3 separate regions of the Homo sapiens genome follow, and regions 1 and 3 are each linked to region 2. The links are chromatin contacts, found by Hi-C or POLR2A ChIA-PET in ENCODE. All regions are on one chromosome and are shown on one strand. The core of a region is the stretch at or near the end of the contact, and the rest is flanking DNA. Distances in the headings are between cores, read along the strand shown. Region 1 holds the start of SLC22A10 (solute carrier family 22 member 10 (gene/pseudogene)). Region 2 holds the start of RASGRP2 (RAS guanyl releasing protein 2). Region 3 holds the start of TEX54 (testis expressed 54).

Region 1 (4,215 bases), core at 1,617-4,116, 1.5 Mb before region 2:
ATGCCACACATCTACAACTATCTGACCTTTGACAAATCTGACAAAAACAAGCAATGGGGAAAGGATTCCCTATGTAATAAATGGTGTTGGGAAAACTGGCTAGCCATATGCAGAAAACTGAAACTGGACCCCTTCCTTACACTTTATACAAAAATTAACTCAAGATGAATTAAAGACTTTAACATAAAACCTAAAACCATAAAAACCCTAGAAGAAAACCTAAGCAATACCATTCTGGACATAGGCATGGGCAAAGACTTCATAACTAAAACACCAAAAGCCATGGCAACAAAAGCGAAAATTGACAAATGGGATCTAATTAAACTAAAGAGCTTCTGCATAGCAAAGGAAACAATCATCAGAGTGAACAGGCAACCTACGGAATGGGAGAAAATTTTTGCAATCTATCCATCTGACAAAGGGCTAATATCCAGAATCTACAAAGAACTTTAAAAATTTACAAGAAAAAAAAAACCCCCATCAAAAAGTGGGCAAAGGATATGAACAGACACTTCCCAAAAGAAGACATTTATGTAGCCAACAAATGTATGAAAAAAAGCTCATCATCACTGGTCATTAGAGAAATGCAAATCACAAAGACAATGAGATACCATCTCATGCCTGTTAGAATGGAGATCATTAAAAAGTCAGGAAACATCAGATGCTGAAGAGGATGTGGAGAAATAGGAACGCTTTTAGGTGTTGGTGGGAGTGTAAATTAGTTCAACCATTGTGGAAGACAGTGTGGTGACTCCTCAAGGATCTAGAACTAGAAATACCATTTGACCCAGCAATCCTGTTACTGGGTATATACCCAAAGGATTATAAATTATTCTACCATAAAGACACATGCACACATATGTTTATTGCAGCACTGTTCACAATAGCAAAGACTTGGAACTAACCCAAATGCCCATCAATGATAGACTGGATAAAGAAAATGTGGCACATATACACCATGGAATACTATGCAGCCATAAAAAAGATGAGTTCATGTCTTTGTAGGGACATGGATGAAGCTGGAAACCATCCTTCTCAGCAAACTGACACAAGAACAGAAAACCAAACACTTCACATTCTCACTCATAAGTGGGAGTTGAACAGTGAGAACACATGGATGCAGGGAGGGGAATATCACACACTGGGGCTTGTCTGGGGGTGGGAGGCTAGGGGAGGGATAGCATTAGGAGAAATACCTAATGTAGATGATGGGTTGATGGGTGTAGCAAATCACCATGGCACATGTATAGCTATGTAACAAAACTGCACGTTCTGCACATGTATCCCAGACTTAAAGTATAATAATAAAAAAAAACTAAAAAAATAATAAGGTCAAGTATGGTCAAGTACATAGAGATAGGGAATGGAATGGTGTTTACAAGGGCTGGGGTGTGAGGGGTGGGAAGAAGTGGGGAGATGTAAGTCAAAGGATACAAAGTAGCCTATATGTAGGATGAACAAGTTGAAGTATCTCATGTACAACAGGAGAACTGTAATTAATAACAGTATCTTGTGTTTTTGATAAATGAATAGATTATATGTGCTTTTGCCAAAGGGGGGAATGGGTAACTTTTCCCATTTGTGAGATGATTGATAGGTTAATTGGTTCCACTATAGTTAGCATTTTATATATCTCTATATATCTTTATCTATATATATACATATGTATCTTATAACATCATGTTGCTTATCTTAAATATGCACAATAACATTGATTTTAAAAAAACAAACAATTGTATATACATTCTATGGAATAATATTCAGCAATAAAAAGGAACAAAGTATTCATATATACAGCAACTTAGATGAATATCTGTAGAGTTTCTGATTTTTCAAAAGCCAACCTGAGAAGGATATATACCATATTATTCTCCTAGAAGGAGGGATATCTGTGGAGATGTAACTGTTCACTATCTTGATTGTGATGATGGGCACACTAAATTACACACATAAAATTGTATAGTACTATATGCATACACGGATACAGATAAACCAACAAGGGAAATATTAATAAAATCAGTAGATTGTATCAGTATCAAGATCCTGGTATTATACTACATTGTATCATACTAGCATCTTGATGTTGATACAATATTATACTACAGTTTTGTAAAATATTACCATTAGAGGAAACAGGGTGATGAGTATATGATTACTCCTTGTGTTATTTCTTGCAACTGCATGTAAATCTATAATAATCTCAAAAAACATTTCATTAAAAATCTAAAACATGGGAAAGTTATCTGATGCAAACTATAAGAAACCTGGCATAGCCATGTTAACGTTAAAAAATATATAATTCAAAATGAGGAGCATCACTAGAGATAGAGGCATAGTTTATAACAATAAAATAAACAATTTATCTGGATTCCCAAAACTAACATGGAAAAGATCTTCCAATGTGCTATATATAAATGAATAAATAAGCCCAAGGAAATAAACTCCTATATGAGCTGAACACTGCCTTTCTCTTCTATTTATATTTCATATAATTTAAAGTTATGTGAGTTCCTCATGTGATTTAACCTGAAGCATAATATCAGTTAACAAAAGATAGTAATGGCATCACATTCCAATTTGCTTTAAAAAGCAAAACATGGTAATTGGGATTTGCATTTATTCATCATTTTAATCTAAATTCAGTACTAAAGGAGAAAAACCCTGACTTTCTGCTCTTTTCATGGAAAAATTATAAAGCAGTTTACTTTTGTGTCTCTCAAATTTCACTTCCTAGAAATAACAACACTGTTTAACCGATTTCTTTTAGCTTATTTAGAGAACATGTACATGCCAAAGTCCAATGTAAATTTCATGAGTCACTTGAGGACAAACATATTTGGAGAGAGTAAACCTTTAAACGGATTTTATTGTCAACAGCTAGAAGTATCTCTATGAAATAATGATCTCTATGACTACAAAATAACATCTACCTCCTGATAGCAAAAGAACTGAGGAAGCTCTTTCCACTACGGCTGTATTGCACTGGTGAGTCCGGGCCCATGGATGAGAAATTGATGCGAGGATCAATACAAGCTTAATTTGAATTAATAAAAGGAAATATTTTCTCCCTTTGAACTTATCTCCGTAAAGCCATTGTGCCTCCTCTTGGGGGTCACGTGTTCACAATCAATGGCCTTTGAGGAGCTCTTGAGTCAAGTTGGAGGCCTTGGGAGATTTCAGATGCTTCATCTGGTTTTTATTCTTCCCTCTCTCATGTTATTAATCCCTCATATACTGCTAGAGAACTTTGCTGCAGCCATTCCTGGTCATCGTTGCTGGGTCCACATGCTGGACAATAATACTGGATCTGGTAATGAAACTGGAATCCTCAGTGAAGATGCCCTCTTGAGAATCTCTATCCCACTAGACTCAAATCTGAGGCCAGAGAAGTGTCGTCGCTTTGTCCATCCCCAGTGGCAGCTTCTTCACCTGAATGGGACTATCCACAGCACAAGTGAGGCAGACACAGAACCCTGTGTGGATGGCTGGGTATATGATCAAAGCTACTTCCCTTCGACCATTGTGACTAAGGTAAAGGGTCCTGTTAACCTGTTCTGGATACACAATCCAGGTGTTTAGAAGAAAATAAACATGCTTTAAGCCTCTAGTTATTGTGTAGATAGTGTAGTCAGCACTCAGACACTCTTTTGGCAAATAGTGATTGCTCTTTTTTTTTTTTTTTTTTTTTTTTTTGAGATGGAGCTTGACTCTTGTTGCCCAGGCTGGAGTGCAATAGTGAGATCTCAGCTCACTGCAACCTCCACCTCTGAGGTTCAAACAATTCTCCTGCCTCAGCCTCTGAAGTAGCTGGGATTACAGACATGCATCATGACACTCAGCTAATTTTTTTTCTTTGTATTTTTAGTGGAGACAAGGTTTCACCATGTTGGCCAGACAGATCTCAAACTCCTGACCTCAGGTGATCCACCCGAAAGTCCTGGGATTGCAGATGTGAGCCACCGCACCTGGCTACTTATTTTTTAATTGTCAGGCACTTACATTGAATTTGAGGCAATGAACTCAACCAACTAGATATAAATACAGCTATCACAAAACTAGCTTGAAGAGAAGACTAATGATTAGAAAAATATTCTTCCTGGTCACTTGTTCTCAGCCTAAGTTGCAAATTGGAAACATCTGTGTTATTTTTAAAATCTGCCTGCTTTGGCTACATGTTACAGAAGCAAATCAGAGTGGATTTCATACTAGCATCAA
Region 2 (4,439 bases), core at 1,150-3,649:
CAAGCCTGAAGCAGGGGCAGGCCCCAGACTCTAGGGAGAAGGAGGGCAAGGCCTCGGCTGGGGACAGAGCCTGGGGACAGGACCGAGTCGCTAGGAGCAAGGAGGGGGCAGAGCCTAGGCCCTAGTTGGAGGCTGGGACGACGCCTGAGCTCTGGGATAAGGAGTGGCCTATACTTAGGAGCGAGGCTCATTCTGCACCTGGGCTGGGCAGAGGGGCTGCGCATGGGCTCCGACGGCGGGGGCCTTGGCAAGGCCGGCGAAGGATATATGTGGAGCAGCTTGGCCGCCAGCTGAGAGGAGGGGATGTACCAGGGGTGCATCATGAGGAACATGCGCACCAGCTGCGGGTCCCGCACCTTCCCGGAGTCATCTGACTCCGAAGGGTCAAAGACAGGTGGCTGAGCTGGGTCCGCAGCTACCATGCCTCATCCTCACCCCGCAACCCGCCAGGTATCGGTCCTTCGGGTGCACGCTCGACCCCGCCCACCTCCTGCTTGCCCAGGACTCCGAGAGCAGGAGGCAAATTAGAGAGGAAAGGTGTGGTGGGCGAGAGATAGGCACGCCCTGAGGACTGGAGGAGGGGAGCGCCCGAGCCGCCCATCGTCCGGAGGGGAACCAGCTGGGGCGGAAGGAGCCTGGGTTCCCCGGGGTCAAGAATCCAGAGGTCATTTCCTGAGCGCTTGGGGGGAAGGGGCACCCCTTCACCAGATAAGCCGCCCCCCATTAGCCGGAAACAGCTCCCAGGCCGGAGATAGCGAGTTCCTCCGGATTCCCCGGGAGACAGATAATGCCCCTCAAGTGTCAGAGTCCGGGACCCGGCCCTCCCTTCGCCGCCGCTGGGGAAGGCTAGAGAAGGGAAACCTCATCTGTCTGAAGGGCGTGCATCTCTCTGCCCTGCGTTGCGGAGGAGGCTTTCGTTAAAGAGACTGCACGCTGCGGAGCAGGGTGGGTCCGGGTCAGGGCTGTGCCCTGGACTGTGCCTGGGAGGCAGGGACCCGGGCTCAGACTCGGGGCTAGGCTCAGGCTCCGTGTGCCCTCCCGAGCCACTCACCGAAGGCTTCGATGCACCCGCGGAGCAGCTCCTCCACCGTGCAGCCCTTGTCCAGGTCCAGGGTGCCTGCCATGGCCGCCGGCGCGGGGTGGGCTGGGCCCAGGCTGCGCTCCGGGAGCCTCCCACCGGGCTCGGACCGAACCCCTGTCCCGGGAGAGGCAGAGCGGGAGTCTGCGGAGTCGCGGGCGGGGGAGCGGCCCCGCGGGCAGAAACGGGGCGGGGCGGGCACGCCCCCTGCTGGACAGGGGCGGAGTTGTCCCCCGCGGCCACTCCCGGGGTTAAACGGTCTGGCCCGGGATGGTGCAACCCGCCAGTTGGGAAACGGACCCGCAGAGAGGCTTCCGGCCCACCCTCGGAGTCGCGGGAAGGCCGAGGGGCTTCACGAGGATGGGGACGAACCAAGATCCCAGGACTGGCTGGCGCCCAGCCCCCCGCAGGGCGCCTTCTCCTCGCGCCCTCTCCCCAGAGGCACCTGCAGCACCCCGCAGCTCGGCTCTGCGCCCCTCCCGCTTCCCTCCCTCCACAGCCTCCCTTCCCCCGCAGGGTTATTTTGGGAACCCAGAGCCTGAGGGGACCTCGGAGGAATTTCTCCCTGGTATGGGAGGTGGGGGGAGAGAACCCAGGCGTCCTGCCCGCCTCGCCCCCTCCCGGGAGCCCAGGAAGGCGAGGCGGGGCTGCGGCAGCCCCCAGGGGGCCTGCCCTAGGGGAGGCGGACTGGATGGGAGAGGAACATTCCTGGGGCGGGGGGAGCCCGCTGCGGCCAGGAGGCGTCAGCGGGAAGCCTGAGCCTGGGAACTGAGCGCTCCCAGGCCACCTCCGCAAAGGTCCCAGGGGTCCCGGCTCAGCTTGTCCACAGGCCCTCTTCCTCCCTATCCCCGGCTCCTGACCCTGGCCCCGGCCCCGCACAGGCGAACTGTGAGCGCGCACGGAGCAGGGTGTCCAGAGGGGGGCGCTCGCGCCAAGGGTGGCCGGTGGGTGCATGACACCATTAGCAACTCCGGTCACTGGCGGGGTCATACGCACCCTGGCAGGGGCAAACACTCCACACCCAAGTTATTCGTCGGAGGCCGGGGACCTAAGTGGAGGTGCAGGCGTCCGCACTTACACGCACCGGGCCACAGGCACCGGCCTCCCATCCTCCGTCTCTCACACACAATGGCACCCACACCCTGTGCACACCTGCACGAAGAAACCCTCAGGCACACATACCCAGCTCGTCCACCCCAGAATGCAAACCCGCGGACGAGGTCGCCTCCTGGACGTGCTGTTCACTTGAGCCAGGCCAGCCTTGAGTCCCGCGGCCACACAGGCGCTGACATCCTCACACGTGTGCACACACGCAAGGCAGTGCCTCTCCACGCATGTACACTCCCACACACATGCACACACCCCCATGGGTGCGCACGCCCATTCCGTCGCCCCCCTCCCATTTGCGGTGCAGGGCCCGCCCTGCGGCCCCAGCTCCCTGACTCCCCTCACTCCCAGATTTTGGCAGAGCCTTGCCCCACGGAAAGGTACCCCGGCCCTACACATACTCACTCCCCCAGGCTGGAGGACAGGGGAGCTCCTGTACGGAGTTCTCAGGCGGACTTTTCCTAAGAGCCACCCAGAGCCGTCCCCGCCTGGCTCTACCGCTTCCTCGTGTGACCTTGAGAATCACTTGGCCTCTGGGAGCCTCAATTTTCTCATCTGCCAAATGGGGGTACGCGGGGGAGGGCCCCGCTGGAAGGTGGCTGGGAAAAGCTGGGTGCACCGTGGAGGTCCTCCGCCCTCCGGGGATCCAGCGCGCCTTAGCTCTCGTGGCCGCTGCCCCCTCTCCCAGACCCGGGCCGCAGACTCCCCACCCGCTCGCCGCCCCCAGCCCGCCCGCGCCGCCCTGGGCGGGGGGGGAGTCGCTGGGGGCCGCGCCCTCCTTCGCCTGGCGCCCCGCCCGCGCTCGCCCACTCACTCTTGGGACCTGCCGCAAGGAGCCCGCACCGGCCTGGCCGACCCCACCTCCGTGCGCTCCCGCCCGCCGGCCTCGCTGCGGCTGCGGCTCCCGCCCGCTCTCCACGCCGCGGCCCCGCTCCCCGCCGCCCCGCCCCCGCCCCCGCGCCAGGCTGCCCCCTCCCCCCTCCGCCCCTGCGCGGAGCTCCGCACCGCCGGCTGCGCCACCCCCACCGGGGGCTCCCTCTCGCCCCGCACGCGGCGGTCCCTGCGGCAGCTTAACCCCTCCCCTGCCGCGCCGCCCGGGAGGCCAGGGCCGCGGGCGGGGGGCTGCGCCACTAGCTGCCCCGAGGGCGGGCGACCGGAGGCCCCGCCGCCCGGGACGCGGAGGGGGGACCGAAACGAAGAGCCCCTCCCCCAACCGCGGACGCCCCAGTGCCCCCCGCCCTGCCTGGGTGTCGGGCGGAGGAAGCCGGGAGGGGCAGGAAGCGGACTGCGGTGGGGAAGGGGCGCCCCGCCCAGCCCCCAGCTCGGGTTCCTGTTTTCGAGACAAACCGTTCCCATGGGGCTAACCCGGCCCGGGACCGGGCGTCTTCCTGCAGGCAGCGGGTGGCACAGGCCTAGTGGAGGTCGGGGGCGTGGGGACAGCTGGTCCTTGAGATAGTCTGGGGGATGGGCTAGGACAAGATGGGAATATTTTGGGGAGAGGGACCTGTGGGGAGCGAGGAATGAAATCGTGGCTATCTGGAGACGCGGCCTTGATGTCTGGGAATGGGGGCGGGGGGCCCAGTTCACACAGGAGGAACGGGGCCCCGGAAGCCTGGCTCCCCACAGGGTCGAATGGAAAGGGGCAGCCGCATGTGGCGGTGGGTTCTCCGCAGCTCGGAGACTGGAGACCTGGATGCCTGGCCAACAGGGAGGAACTTGGGAGGGGCAGCCGCAGGCGGTTGGGGTCCCCACTAGCCGGGCCTAGGAGAGCGGGTAACGGTTTCCGACCATTTGGCTTCAGACACACTCACTGTGAAACCACCGACCCCAAACCTCCCTTCCGAGGCGTGCCCCTCCCAGCCTTGGGGCGGGGGATCCAGGACCGCCCCCGCACCTCAGTCTTGGTAATGTAAGACTTAGAAACAGGACCTTTCTGTTCCTCAGTTTCCCCATAATGAGGGCCTAGACTAGGCGGTCTGCGAGTGTTCCCTGCCGTAACACTCCCCCGACTTTGGATCCAGTGTAGCCACCTGCTAAGAGACCCTTAAACGCCGCAGTAGGGCGGGGCTAAGGGCGGAGCCAAGAAGGCGCCGAGCATCCTCTGCTTCCTCCCCCTCCTGGGTCCTGCCCTCGACAGCGCGGATCCTCCGTGGTCCGGGAAGCCTCAGCCCAAGTCCCGGCTCCCAGCCCCGGTGGGCCCCACCCAGGCAGACGCCCCGCCCCCGGCCAGCGAGGCTGGCCGCTGACCTAGTAT
Region 3 (4,115 bases), core at 1,616-4,115, 1.9 Mb before region 2:
AATCGCTTGAACCCAGGAAGAGGAGGTTGCAGTGAGCCGAGATTGCACCATTGCACCCCAGTCTGGGCGACAAGGCAAAATTCCTTCTCAAAAAAAAAAAAAAAAAAAAAAGAGAGAGAGGAAGAGACTGGGCCTCGCTCAGCCTTCTAAGTAGCTGGGACTACAGGCACATGCCACCACGTCCAGCTTTTTTTTTTTTTTTTCCTGTAGAAACAGGGTCTTGCTTTGTTGCTCCTGCTGGTCTCTAACTCCTGGCCTCAAGTCATCCTCTGGCCTAGGCCTCCCAAAGTGCTGGAATTACAGGTATGAGCCACCACATCCAACCCTAAGTGATTTTGATACAAATTACTGATCTAGGGCCAGGTGTGGTGTCCAGACCAACCTGGGCAACATAGTGAGACACTGCCTGTACGAAAAAATTTTAAAATTAGCTGAGTGGTGCATCCATGTAGTCCCAGCTGCTCAGGAGGCTGAGGAAAGAGGATCCCTTGAGTCTAGGAGTTCAAGACTGCAAGTGAGCTATCATCACACCACTACACTCCAGCCTGTTGACAGAGTTGAAAAACAGATCTCAAAACAAAACAAAAACAACAAATTACTTATCTAGAAAATGTCCTTAATCTTACAGAGATAAAAACTAATATGTAACTAGATTAACTAATTTTCTCATGGTTACAGAGCAAACTTATGGTAGAAGTATATTGGAAAATTCAAGGTGCATGTTTCTCAGCTAAAGGCTCTTCCTAGAACTTGTTCCTTATTCACACCAATTATATTGCAGCCAAGTACTCTCTGAAGTACTCCCTCCAGAATAGCAATCCTGCCCTCCAAAGGATTCCTCACAAAAAAAAGTCTAAGTCCTTGCCCCTAGTTAGCCAGCCGACCTCTTCTCTGTTGCTTATAGCAGACCCTACAGGCCCCATCCAAGCCTATCAGTTCCATCAGGTACCCCCCAAAATTACTTCGGTTAACAGTGGTGGAGCACAGTCCTTCCTAGATTTGAGTAAGGCTCACTCCTCGCCTTTTCCACTCCAGGTCCTTACCTGACGGGTCTGCAGCGACTTGCAGGCAGACAGAAACTCCTGGGTCCGATCCCGGCAGGACATGGTGTCGGGAGGGGGAGGGACGAGGGTCACTGGGGGGGGCAGAGGGGCGATGTCGCTGCTGCTACTGCCAGCAGTTGCAGGGGACAGGACCTGTGTCTTTGAGAGACCCAGGTAGACACCCTGATCCGTGTTCTTAGACCCGTAGCGTTTCCGCGGGATCATTGAGACGCATAACCTCGGACTGTTGTGGAGGGGAGAGTGTCATTCCCCAGGCAACTTCTTTACCCAAACTCCCCCGCCCCACCCCAATCAACAAATCCCCGAGCCCCTTCTGCACTTCTCGTGGACTTTCGCGCCCAGGACGCTCGCAAATCCTGGGGCGGACCAGCAGCGGAAAGGGCCCCGCTTTTCCCCTGTCCCAAGTCGAACCCGCTTCAGACTCTTCTTCCAACTTGGCTCTGGCGGCCAGAGCGCGGGCCGGGGACCCTGAAGCAGAGACAGGGCCAGAGCCAACCCCGTGGTCCTGAGACTCCGGCCCGGCCCGTGTAACTGCCCCGGGCCCTAACCCAGCCCTTTCGTTTCCGCGGTTTCCTTCGGCCCCTCCGGGAGGGCCAGTGACGGACCTCCAAAGACTGACACACTTCGGTGGGCGGAGGGGGAAAACCTCTGGGTGTTTATTTGAAACAGGAAGTCCCACCCCCCGCCCAAGGTCCGCCTTCTGGAAGACTTCAACCACTCATTAGCTAAGGCCGACGTCTCTCTCAACAGAGGCTTTCCTGATTGGACGGCAAGGAATTCGCTCACCCGGAGCCGGGCCGGCAGGACTTGCCCGCTCGCCCCTGATTCCCTTCCCCCCGCCAGTCGTCGCCCCCGTAAAACCACTGCCCCAGAGCTGACACGGCGGCCAGATCCCCTCTTAAAGCGAATCTTACCTCCCCTCTGCCGCCTGCCGCCGCCGCCACTTCCAATCTCACCGGCCGTCACTGCCTCCTCCCCGAGCACTGAAGCCGCCGAAACCCGACCAAAGACTGGAAGCGGCCACGTCACCTACACGTAACCCCACCCCCAGTGACGAGGGGGCGGTCCCACGCGTTTCAAGCCCAGCGACCCGAAAGACACGCCCCACACCCAAACGCAAGAGCGATCCCGCCCTCCCATTGGCTAAGGCGCCACCGTGACCCCGCCCCAGAGTACTACAGCAGGCGCTCAGGGGGCTGGGCCCGCCTCCGGGAAGGAGCCTTAAAGAACCAGCTGCCCGGTGGTGTCCGCGCCCAGTCCCCCAGAGTGGTCGTGCAGGTATACGTTAGAAATTTTATTCTCTGGAGGTTGGGGCGGACTGAGAGCAGGTCTGGGGTCATCCCTTCTCCGGCTCCTCCTGGTTGCCTTCTCGGATCGGACTCTCCTGCTTCCGAATCTGGTCTGGTTGCCTCTTGCTTGGCCGCGAGGAGCCCCGACGACCGAACGTGGATAGTCGCCGCCACAGCACGGTAATCAGAAGGCTTTCGTTCGACTTGTGATTCGGATGGTCCGGGGAGTTCAAGTCGATATCTTCGGCGCCTGAGGGGACGACGAGGCCTCTGAGCTCACCCCTACCCTCGGGAAGCCCCCTCTCACACTCCCTGGGCCCTCTTTGTGTGTCTGTGGTCTCATCTTCCCTGCCGTCCTCAGACTCTTCCTCCTTGGACTGCTCATCAGACATCTCAAAGTCCTTGTCTTGGCAGCAGCCCATGGCCCCGCGTGGCCCTGGACTCCGTGCCACCCACGCCAGCCTGCCTGCCTCCAGGCCCGGCTTTTGTGACATCAGATATCCCGTCGCCCCAGCTCAGGCAGCCCCCACCCCAAGCTACCCCTCATTCCTTTCTCCCATCACAAAAGGCTCAGGGTCATGGTGGGTGTTCAGCAGTTTATTTACAAAGTGGGCACAGGGGCGTCAGGGGCTGGTGGACCCAGGCCGCTTCTTCTTTCTCCGTCTCGTTTGGAGAGCTCCTTGGGGCTGCTCCAAACCCGAGAGCTTCCGCTTGGCAGCTGCCTCCAAGGATGCCCAAAGTTCATCTGTCTCTGTGTCTTCTAGGGGCACCTTGTTGGGTTCTTGAGGCTCTTGGGGCTCATCCTGGTGAGTGGGAAGAAAGCTTAGGAGTCAGGGGGGCCGGGCACGGTGGCTCCCACCTGTAATCTCAGCACTTTGGGAGACCAAGGCAGGAGGATTGCTTGAGCCCAGGACTTAGCGACCAGACTGGGCAACATAAGGAGACCCCATCTCCACAAAAAGAAGTTTAAAAAAAAAAAAAAAAAAAAAAAAAAAGAAAAGTAGTCAGGGGCACAGGGACAAACCCACAGGGAAGGAGACCCTGGCTGAGAAAGAATCCCTCTGGGTACCACCACCTTTATTCCCTGCTCCTAGAAAGCAACCCCATCCATGCTGTTGGCAATAACCCTCTCAGGATTTTAACTGTTAATGCCTCTCAGAGAAATTAAGTGACCAGGCAGGTAAACAGATAGTCCCAAGTCTGCATTCCAGCTGCCTCCTTTTCCTCTCCATAGGGAGGTCCTCACATCTATGCCCTTGGCTCCCACATTCCCGGGCCCAACTGCTCACCTCCCAGTTGTCCCTGCCTGACAAGAGGAGGCAGTTCAATTGAGACTTGAGATAAACCTGCAAAAGATGAGGGACCTTAAGGAGCCAGGCATGCTGAGACAGAAACATGAACGGAGGGCACAGGAGGCGGGGCCTCCACAAGACCATGAGTTGGAGGTGGGAGAGACAACTTACCTTATGCTCCAGACCCCGTGGATTCTGGATCCTGTGTATCCTCAAGACTCTGTCCAAGCCACAGGAGGCTAGTAGAGGCTTTGAAGGGTGGCACTGCAACCCACGCACACTGCCTGCCAGCCCCTTCAGACAGCCCAGTAGACGCCCTAGAGAAGGGGGGAAGCATCCGTGATAACTGGCTGGCCAATAACCAACCATTCATTGTTTCCTGTTCCAATCACTTTCCATTTCAACATTTAATCTGCAACAAAACCCTGAGACTGGAGCTTCTACTAATATTTCCATTTCGCAGGTGAGGA

What was found. A loop is a pair of places that touch in the nucleus more often than their neighbours do. ChIA-PET counts read pairs that join two places held with the same protein, here RNA polymerase II (POLR2A). Pooled maps may share reads with other maps.
Region 1: a map of sciatic nerve shows a loop between it and region 2 (33-fold over the local background). The contact joins the promoter of SLC22A10 here to the promoter of RASGRP2 in region 2. A Hi-C loop is called at or near these places in 1 of 168 maps with a recorded cell type or tissue (sciatic nerve).
Region 3: a loop to region 2 is called in a pooled map, with 2.2 times the contacts of the local background. The contact joins the promoter of TEX54 here to the promoter of RASGRP2 in region 2. A Hi-C loop is called at or near these places in 2 of 50 pooled maps. POLR2A ChIA-PET finds 5 or more read pairs at or near these places in 6 of 52 experiments (CD4-positive, alpha-beta T cell, CD4-positive, alpha-beta memory T cell, activated CD4-positive, alpha-beta T cell and 3 more).

What each region holds. Positions count from the first base shown.
Region 1 is chr11:63,287,037-63,291,251 of GRCh38, forward strand. It overlaps SLC22A10 (solute carrier family 22 member 10 (gene/pseudogene)), which reads left to right and starts at 2,867. Exons shown (of 10, transcript NM_001039752.4): 1 at 2,867-3,531. The coding sequence starts at 3,130.
Region 2 is chr11:64,741,743-64,746,181 of GRCh38, forward strand. It overlaps RASGRP2 (RAS guanyl releasing protein 2), which reads right to left and starts at 2,400. Exons shown (of 17, transcript NM_001098671.2): 1 at 2,261-2,400; 2 at 1,052-1,195; 3 at 268-370. The coding sequence starts at 1,124. RefSeq lists silencers at 1,067-1,396, 1,707-1,756, 1,917-1,966, 2,957-3,066, 3,317-3,516 and 1 more.
Region 3 is chr11:62,829,976-62,834,090 of GRCh38, forward strand. TEX54 (testis expressed 54) reads right to left here and starts at 2,866. Exons shown (of 1, transcript NM_001395459.1): 1 at 2,346-2,866. The coding sequence starts at 2,775. The coding sequence ends at 2,401. It overlaps STX5 (syntaxin 5), which reads right to left and starts at 2,076. Exons shown (of 11, transcript NM_003164.5): 1 at 1,979-2,076; 2 at 1,044-1,287. The coding sequence starts at 1,268. It overlaps WDR74 (WD repeat domain 74), which reads right to left. Exons shown (of 11, transcript NM_001369450.1): 9 at 3,817-3,962; 10 at 3,643-3,699; 11 at 2,936-3,156. The coding sequence ends at 2,977. It overlaps STX5-DT (STX5 divergent transcript), which reads left to right and starts at 2,259. Exons shown (of 2, transcript NR_135084.1): 1 at 2,259-2,342; 2 at 3,588-4,068. RefSeq lists enhancers at 1,987-2,076, 2,447-2,516, 2,537-2,586.